Linked DNA regions of Mus musculus: region 1 is linked to region 2. Evidence: chromatin loops called from intact Hi-C (ENCODE). Cell type or tissue: heart. All regions are shown on one strand. Region 1 holds the start of Acer2 (alkaline ceramidase 2). Region 2 has its middle 51 kb from the start of Acer2.

Region 1 (5,000 bases), 52 kb after region 2:
CCATATTCCAGAGAAAATGTGGTGGCTTATTAATCCCAAAGAAAAAGTTTACCAGGTAGATGGGCTAGCTCAAGCAGCCACAAACACTACGGCTCTTTTACACAGCAGAGTTTTGTGCTCGGTGCACACAGTTCCAGTGGGATTAAACTGAAACAAAGAGGCAGCCAGATGCACAGGCTGTTTGAAAAGCCAAGATAGGAGGACCTCAAGTTTAATCCCAGCCTGGGCTAGACAGGAAGACCCTTGTCAGAAAGAGAAAAGTTAAGAGGAGGCGGTAGAAGGGAGGGGAACGAGGATGAGGGAAGAAGGAAAGGGAAAGAATATTCTCCCTGGGGGCTTTTCAAGGCTGGCTCAGAGCAACTATGCATGAGCTTTGGGGGACTTTATGACTGGGGCTAACCCTGGCTGAGAGCTCTCACACTCCACAGGAGAGTGCCAGGGGGTGAATGATCCAGCCTGTCATTCCTTGACTCTAGTGAAACCTTTAGCGTTTCTCAGCGGTTCTCCACTTGATACTGCTGGTGGATCTTCTCAGCTACCCCAGCTGCCCTGCTCCGGCCTCTTCTGATGGTGCCTGTCTATGTAGAGAGCATCATAAATACCCCACCAGGTTGGATAATAGGGAACATGTGGCCACTTTCACTAACTAGATCTTTCCCTATGTCTCTGAATGTCAAAGGTCTGGTTTCATTGAGCAACTAAGAAGTGGGTGTGGAGGAAAAGCCCTGGATAAGGCACGGTGGAGAATTCTGGGTCAGTCGCAGACATAGCAGCACATGGGCATGACAGCTCACTGCTCAATAGCCTAGTAATACGAACAAAAACGGGAGTTGGGGGATCAAAAGTAAAGGACAGGGGCATAAAAGGGACTAGGGGTCTATCCAGGCAATAATGCTTGATTCTTGCTGAGAACATTCTTTCCAGAAATCCGAAAGGGGAAAAAAAAAATCCTAAATAGCAATCTCAAACTCACAATGACTCAAAGAGTTCCTGTTTTCTCTGTTTGAACAGCAAAAAAAGATAAGCCAGAAAAATGACCATGCAAAGTCACATTGGATACCAGAGTCCTGAGGGATGGATGGGTTCAGGGGGAAAAAGCAGAAACATTTCCTCTCCTAGGGACAATCCTTCCCTCTCGCAAAGAACAAAATCCCAGGAATTCTGTAAATTTCTGCTTGTCCATATCTAGGGACCTAGGCAAGTCCAGAAAACCCACAGCTATCACTCCTAGACTTCACAGTCACCACTAGGAGCTGGCTCAAAACTGGACTCTAAAAGCAACAAGAAAAAGAACTCATAGGAAGTTACTTGATTCTGGACGAAAATAATTAGATCAACATTGTCATAGTTTAGTGAAAAGGACTTGCCGATTTGTGAGAGTGGACCCAGCCCTGGACATGTCCAGGGCTCCCCTTTCCTAGGGAGCCCAAAACAGGTACTCAGAGGAAAAAAAAAAAAAAAAAAAAAAAAAAACGCACAATGAGACCCAGGTGCGTCACGCCACAAAGATCCTAGGCAGAAAAAAGGGAGCTGCCCCTGTGAGCTCACGTCCCTAAATGACCCAAACTGGAAAAAATGGGTTGATGCGGACCCTTGGATCCCGGAGCACAGGAGCCAAACAAGACAATAGAGCCATAAAGAAGAAAATGACAGGAAGAGCTGGAGGAGCTCTGGAAAGGGACCGGAGAGGAGTGCAGAAATGGAGCTGGAAGAAGCGCCCGGAGAAGGGGGCGTGGAGTGAATCTGCCACGGACGTCCACGGTTGCTTCCAGGCGCCACAGACACGGGGATAGCTCCCTCCCTCCGCCCACCTGCCCCGCCGCTCCCCGCGTCCCGCACCGTGTTGTAGAACTCGGCAATGGCAGGCACGATAGTGTAGTTGTCCTCGCACCAATCCACCTCCGAACTGCCAGCCCGCAGGTGGTCCCACCAGTGCGGGGCGCCCATGGCCGCTCTGGAGCATCGGAGCAGCTTCTCTGCAGCGGCGACCGGCCCGAGCGGCTGCGAGGCACACTGTGCGTCTGTGGCTTTATGCGGTGCGGGACAGCCTCCGGATACGGCGCCTCCCCGCGGCCCTCCCAAGCCGGGCTGTGCCCGCCTGCCACCGCCGGGACACTCACGCCCCAGCCCCGCCCCCCGGAGTCCCGGAGCACGGCGGCCACGCCCACCCGGGGCGGGACCTGACAGGCTTGGGGAACCCCCAAGGGTAGGACCGGGGCTGGGGTGGAAGTCGGGACTCTCCGGTTCCACCGTGGTTGGTGGCAAAGGTCTTCGGAGTCGCTCTTGTCCGCGTGCGTCCAGGTTGTGTAAAGAACGCCAAAACGGCCCCTACCCTTTGTAAAAATGTAAAGTACGGAAAAACGCACAGAGACCCGGACCTCTTTGGACTCCGGGGTAGTTCGCAGCAATTTTCTTCACTGCACTAGGGACACCAATTCTCACGCCTAAGGAATATTCTTGTTCCTCTTGAAGGCAGAACAGCTTTACCAGACCCAATTCGTTGCTGGCTAGGATAAAAAGATTCTCAAGGCTGTAGCAACAGGTTCTCTGGACCCTGCCAAGCATCCTGGGCCACCCACACCAGGAGAGCATTTCTGTAGTACTGAATGTTTAGTCATTTATGGGTAACATAAGACTTGGGGAAACCTTCGGCCATCCCAACCCACAGAAGATGCAGGTAAGAACACACAAGTACAGAACGTAATACATACATAGTTGTATATAGTACATATAGTATTATGAGCTGGGCACTGTTGAGAGAGTGTTCGTTCATATGTCACTCATTAGGTGTCCCCGGTGGCATCCTGGGTAGCGGGTTCTGTTAACCTTTCTACCTTTCTCTTCCTCAGACACCCACACAGCCATTGTCTCCACGGCTGGCAGAAGCTGCCAGTCTCCACCTCCTGTTTACGAAATCCAGCTTTATTCCTTACAGGCCAAACCACTCCTGTGACCTCATTATCCCACCTTCTGTCCCCTCTCCCTTCTCTAGAGCCGGTTCTACTGAAGGTCTTCTGGAACCCAAGAAGAAGAACATAGACTGTGACCTCCTTCTAGGGTCAGTTACAGGCTAGCAGGAGTGAGCAGGCCAGAGCCACAAACGAAAAATGCACTATAAGGGCTCCCTGCACAGTAATGGCTCCCCCACTGTTGTATATTCAACACCAGCTGGTCCAGCAGAACTGCTTTCTCATGTGATCATATTTTTCTCCTCCCGATAGCTTAGGCAAAAATAAGCTGGGTGTAGTGGCACAAGCTTGTAATCCTGGAAAGAAAAACTATCCATTATCTATCTATCCAATATGATATAAAACAGTTACTGTGTATGGCAATTTTCTGAATTTGTGGTCCACGTGATCAAAATGTTTCTTGTTAGTACTGTAACATTATTTATCATTTGCAACATTTTTATTTTTGATTTTTTTTTGAAACAGGGTTTCATGCAAGCCAGGCTGGCCCCCAAAGTGTTAGAATTTATAGGCACATACCATCACATCCAGGTTCTCTCTCTCTCTCTCTGTCTCTCTCTCTCCCTCTCCCTCTCCCTCTCCCTCTCCCTCTCCCTCTCCCTCTCCCTCTCCCTCTCCCTCTCCCTCTCCCTCTCCCTCTCTCTCATCAGTGTGTATTGTAGCATTCCAAAGGCTGCAGTGTGATATATGACACCTAATAGAATTTACACATTCATAGGCATTAGATATGCCAGTTTAAATTCCTAGTATTGTAAAAATGTTGATGATAGACCCATATAAATAAAGGGTATTCAGGGTCCTCAGTACTTTTTAAAAAGACTGAGTCCTGTGGAAAGGTGTCTGTATGAGTGTGCGCGGTACTCATAGAGAATGCTATACAAGTCTATTCATGCAGAGAGAGTCTAAAAGCAGCTGCCAGGTATAGCCTCTCTCACTCTCTGCCTTTACCTTTTAGACAAGGATTCTTCCTGAACTTTGAGTCTGCATTTCCTCAACTAGGCTGGCAGCCAGTGAACCCCGGGACTGATCCTGCTTCAGTTCTCCTTGGAGCTGGGTTACAGCCATGCACCGATGCATGACTGTACATGTAGCAGTGTCTTACATGAGTTCTGGGATCTGAATTCTGCTCTTCCCAATTGCCTGGCAGCAACTCTTTACCACTGATTCATCTCTTTCCAGCCCCTAGTGTCCTCAATATTTTTAATTTTTTGTTTATTTTTATGTGTATGGGTGTTTTGTTTGCCTACATGTTTGCCTGTTCACTACATGTGTGCAGTAGCCATAGAGACCAGAAGAGGGCATTGGGACCCTGGAGCTGGAGTTATAGATGGTTATGAACTGCCATGTGGGTGCTGGGAATTGAACCTAAATCCTTTGGAAGAGCAGCCAGTGCTTTTAACCACTGAGTCATCTCTCCAGCACTCTACTGGAGCACATATTGTCAGAAACAATTCAGGTTTTAAATCAAAGTCCTTCACTGTCAGAGAGAATAAGCTCTTTTATCTTCTTGGTTCTTATGTAGGGTCTCTGGCTAGATTTAGGATTCCAATCAATACAAAACTGATTGGTTGACAAGAGAAAAACATAAAAGTTTTGTTAATTTCACATGTGCCTAGGAGTCTTCACAAGGGTGAAGCCTGAAGAAATGCTCAAAGAATGATATTTTTGTATTAAACTAGAGTAACAATATTAAAAAAAAAAAACAACAAGGTCTGGTGTCCTTAAACTTACAGTGATCTGCCTCCAGTACTGGAATTGAAGGCATAAGCCACCATGCCCAGCCCAAGAGCAATAACTTTATGTAGGGAGTGGACATTGAATCTAGGGCTGCGATTCTCAACCTGTGGGTTGCAACCCTTTGAGAGTTAAGGACCCTTCCACAGAGGTCACCTAAGACCATCTGCATATCAGATATTTACATGGAGACTCATACCCATAGCAAAAGTATAGTTATGATGTAGCAATGACAATAATTTTATGGTTGGGGATTGCCACAATATAAGGAACTGTATTAAACGTCACAGCATTAGG
Region 2 (5,000 bases):
TGTGTGTGTGTGTGTGTGTGTGTGTGTGTGTGTGTGTGTGTGTGTGTGTGTGTGTGTGTTTGTGTGTGTGTGTTTATGTGTGTGTGTTTATGTGTGTATATCCATGTGTTTCTGTCAGTTTTGTTTCCCTGTGTTGACCAGTGGCTTTCTCTGGAGTAAGACCCTCCTGTTCCCAGCTTAAGATCTGTGCCCCCTCCTGTTGGGGACACAAATCCTTTGGCTCTGCCAGGTCACCCAGAGAGACGAAAATCTCAACCTGTCCCACTTCAAGAGCAGGGCACTTGCTTGTTTACTTGCTTGAATCCTGCTCACAGTCAGGGTTGGTCACTGTATGGAGGCAGGAGGGGGTCAGGCCTCTCATCCAGGCCCCCCTGTCCTCTAAGCAGAATGCACACAGGGAAGAGGAAACACTTCTCCCAGTGAGGATTCGCTCCACTCTGTCTGATCTAAGCAACCCCGGGGAAGGGGAAAGTTCCCCTGGCTGAGCTTGAAGGAAAAGAGAAAAATCCCCTCCTTTGTCTTCCATGATTTATGTCTCCTTATTAATTGATGGTCCATATAATTGAAAAACTCAAAACCCATCATTCTCTGAAAAAAAAAGATAGAATTTCCCCCACAGAAACCCCCACACCCCCAGATGAGATCAGTACCAGATAATGCAATCTGGACAGAGCAGATTTTCCCTTCTGTTCAACACTGACCACGGAGACTTTAAACAATTTTCACTAGGTCCATTTTTAGAAGGATTAAAGATAGCTGCTAAAATGTTTTTCATTGTCACCCAGTCAACTCCAGATATTATTTAAAAGTAATCAAAGATGATGATGACAATGATGATGATGATGATGACGACGACAATGATGACGATGAGGAGGAGGAGGAGGAGGAGGACTATGATAGTGTTTAACAACAGAGAACTGATTGGGACCCTTTATACAAACTGAAAGCCACTGTCATCCCTTGAGCACTGTCCCAGAGGACATCTTACCTTCCTTGCCCCTGACACACACCCCTCAAGTCTGTTTGCATGTTGCTTTCCTATCTAAGGAGACTTTGCTCAGCAAGGCCTTCCTGCCACCATGTCTCTTACTCTGCGAACTCATTGATGAAGTCATGTTTGGACCAGTGACCTCCATGTCAACCCCGCATGCTTCTGGGAATACACACCAGGGTGTCACACGCACCAACACACACCAGGGTGTCACACACACCAACACACACCAGGGTGTCACACACACCAGGGTGTCACACACACCAGGGTGTCACACATACACACACCTGGGTGTCACACACACCAGGGTGTCACATACACACACCAGGGTGTCATGGCATAAATGGGACATGGGTGACAGGATAGTTGCACCCCCCAAAACCCCAACTTCCAGAACAGAGGAACTTTATGCCAAGTGAACACCAAACGAACTCCACTACTTCCTATCCTGCTTACAAATCCCTCTTAGCATCACTGTGTATTGCCACAGCAAAATGTGCCTGAAATACACACCCAGCTGGACCCAAGAGGATGAAAGGTTAGCATGGACCCTCCAATGGGAACCATGAAAGTGTTATAAGAATCTGGGTATGCATGTTGTTTGTATGTGTATGTGTGTGTGTGAACCATGAAAGTGTTATAAGAATCTGGGTATGCGGGCTGGTGAGATGGCTCAGTGGGTAAGAGCACCCGACTGCTCTTCCGAAGGTCCGAAGTTCAAATCCCAGCAACCACATGGTGGCTCACAACCACCCGTAATGAGATCTGATGCCCTCTTCTGGTGTATCTGAAGACAACTACAGTGTACTTACATATAATAAATAAATAAATCTTTAAAAAAAAAAAAAAGAATCTGGGTATGCATGGTGTGGGGGGGGGGGAATCCCACATTCTTAGGTGATGTAGGAAGCATCTTATAGAGACCTTGGAGTGGATCGAAAGCCACCCCCTCCCCACATTCACCCAGATCCAATGTGACTTATTTGGAAATAGGTGTTTGGGACCAGGTGCCTTCTAGAGCCATGTAGAGGCCCACACTGTGCTGCCTCCACCTTGCATGGTTTCTCCGTGTAGCCCTGGCTGTCCTGGAACTCACTACATAGACTGGGCTGGCCTTGAACTCCTGCTTCTAGCTCCTGAGTGCTGGGATTAAGATGTGTGCTACCACACATTTCTCAGAAGATTCGTTTAATGGGACAACGTCAGAAAGCTCAAAACATGCCAGGAAGAAGACAAGGGCAGACCAGGCACAGAATGTACCTCACTCTGGCATTAACCTTAATTATTACTTAATATAAATCCCAGGATGCCCTGCGATTTCTGATCCTCACAGGCCTGTGAGCTGTCGGACAGGTACATTGGGCGTCTCAAGCAAGGGGAAACGTGAGTCCAGTTCCCAGCACTACAGAATAATGAAAAAGTAGATAAGCAGGACTCGCCATTCCCAGCACCCACATGGCAGCTCACAAACTTCATAAGTCCAGCTCCTGGGAATTTGATACCCTCTTCTGGCCCCCAAAGGTTCTAGGCACACATTCAGGCAAAACATGCACACATATAAAATAAATAACTCTTATAAAACAAACAAACAACAAGAACAAACAAACCTCTCAATAAACCAGGTGACACACACATGTCACCTCAGCCTTGGAAGGTGGGGACAGGAGGATCAGAAATCGCAGGGCATCCTGGGATTTATATTAAGTAATAATTAAGGTTAATGCCAGAGTGAGGTACATGAACATGCGACTGGGTCAAATAGGTAGGTAGATAGATGCATGACTGACTGACAGACTGATAGACTGACAGACAAAAATTTCCTCTGGACAACATCTATATTAAGACAGTTTTACATGCAGGAAAATATTTGCTTTACTACATTGAGTAAATTTTAAAAATTCTAGTAAGATCCAACACCCTAGACTATAACAATGAGTTACTGAGAAAAGAGAGGATGGAAAGAAGGCAGAGAGATAGTTGAAAGAAAAATCCAAGGAAACAAACATGTGCCCTGAGAAAACTGACATTTTGTCTGCCATTTGAAAAGTTGAGTTTGGAGACAAGCAGGCATCACTAACTGCAATACCACATAAGGTCACACGGTGGCGCGACGTCTCCACTAGTTTCTCTCCATCCTTCGGGCCCAGGGGTTACTCTTGCTTGCATTGTTCATAAAACAGCTAGAGAATCCCATAAAAGCCTTGTTTGTTTGTTTGTTTGTTTGTTTGTTCGTTCGTCTGTCTGTCCATTTTAATTTTTTATTTTGTGTTTCTGGCCCTATCTTTGGTCACTTCCACATGTACGCTAGGTGTCACTGGCCAGAGATGGTCAGAGACAGCAGTGCCACTTAAGGCAATAAAGGAAGATGCTATCAGAACCCTGAAAAGTGACAGAGGCCTGATACAGGCAGCCCCAACTACCCCACAGGCTGAGATGGGAGGATCTCTCAAAGCTGTTCTAGCCCAGCCAGGGCAATATCTTTGTCTCCTTGCCACACTCTCTCAAAAAAAACGTGGTGGAGGGGGGGGAGGGGAGAGGGAGGGGAAGAGGGCAGGCAGGATGGAAAACCAATTCTACCCAAACTGGTGGATGAAATGCAGATACTGTATTTTAAACTATAGAAAAATTCAACAGTATGAAACACAATATATGTCAAATCCAGTACCACAACCCATGATAAGGACAATCTAACAGTAAACCTGGAGAGAAGTCTTGCAGAAAATTAAGGTCCCTTTTTGTTCAAAACACCCTAGCCTGCCCTCCCAAGCCTTATTTAGTACTTGAAAGTCTTTAGATGTAATATCGACTCCTTCTTAATGATACCTAATAACTGTACATATTTATCAAGCACACCAAGATAATGCATGCATATGCCGTGTAACGACACAACCACATCTCTACCACTCCCATCCCAGTGACCAGCTAATATTCTTTGTGCTAGGGGCCTGAGAATTCCTCTCTCCCAGTTCTTCCTGAAATGTACATTACATTGATGTAAATTATCCTCACCACGCTGAGCCATAGACATTAGAAGTCTCTCTAGTATACAGCTACCTACCTCTGCTATCCCCAACCCCACCCTGCGTTCATCTCTCTGTAGCTGGGACAAACTGCTTGAGAAACAAAAGGGAGACAGATTACTGGTGACCCACTGGCTCTCACTCAGGGCATCAGCTGATAGAAGCACCCGTGGAAAATAAATGTAAGAGAATATTATTCAGCCACATGAAAGAATGAAGTCTTGGAATTTGTGGCAGTTGAGCTAGAGGTCATTAAGTGAAATAAGCCAGGCACATAAAAACAAATATCGCATGTTCTGTAAATTGAAGCTAAAAACAAAACAAAAACAAACAAACACAAAAAAACTAGACCAGTGTCTCAAAGAACGGGAGAAGAATAGCTGTCAGTGTGGAGAACCATTGTTATGGTTTGAGCTGAAAGCTCCTTTGTTGAAAGCTTGGCTGCAGACAGATGGGATTTGGGGAAGTGATTGGCTCACAAGGGCTCTGACTTCATCAATGAACTAACACATGGATAGATTCATAATTTGGTAGCCCTTTGGGGAGGTGGTGCAAACTGGAAGGCGGAGTCCAGCCAGAGGAAGTGTCACTGATCCTGCACCCTGGAAAGGTGCATTGTCCCTGGCCCTCTCCTCTCAGCCTCTTTCCTGCCCACCCTGAGTGGGCAGCCCCCTCCGCACTTGGTTGATCCTGCATCCTAACAGTTGTGAGGAGTTCTGCAATGGCATGGACCTGGGAGCACAGGGGCCTCTGACAGACTCACTTTACTTTGTTTGGACTGTTCAGGCTTGTGTTAGAGTCTTCTTTTAAAATTACCTTTTATTTGTTTGTTGTTGCTGTTGGTGTGTGTGCATGTGTGTGTACACATGAGAAGGTTAGAAAATAACCTACAGGAGTCTTTCTTTTACCGCATGGATGCTGGAGATTGAACTCTGGTCAGTGGACTTAACAGCAAGTGCCTTTACCCACTGAGCCCTCTCACCAGCCCC

The links. A loop is a pair of places that touch in the nucleus more often than their neighbours do. Peaks named below come from ENCODE experiments on the same cell type or tissue, not always from the same donor. Only the 100,000 strongest peaks of a DNase experiment are listed, where the experiment ranks them.
Region 1: a loop joins it to region 2, with 4 times the contacts of the local background. A loop is called at or near these places in 23 of 42 quality-filtered maps.

What each region holds. Positions count from the first base shown.
Region 1 is chr4:86,871,436-86,876,435 of GRCm38, reverse strand. Acer2 (alkaline ceramidase 2) reads right to left here and starts at 2,022. Exons shown (of 6, transcript NM_139306.3): 1 at 1,840-2,022. The coding sequence starts at 1,947. In heart, CTCF peaks have their summits at 1,226, 2,059 and 4,249 (motif pointing right); a DNase peak (open chromatin) is centred at 2,045; H3K4me3 peaks cover 2,673 bases; H3K27ac peaks cover 2,283 bases; H3K27me3 peaks cover 354 bases.
Region 2 is chr4:86,923,363-86,928,362 of GRCm38, reverse strand. It overlaps a transcript of Acer2 not described here. Among named protein-coding and RNA genes, the nearest start is that of Acer2, 51 kb to the right of the region's middle. In heart, a CTCF peak has its summit at 3,085; no DNase peak of the experiment used is centred here; H3K27ac peaks cover 253 bases.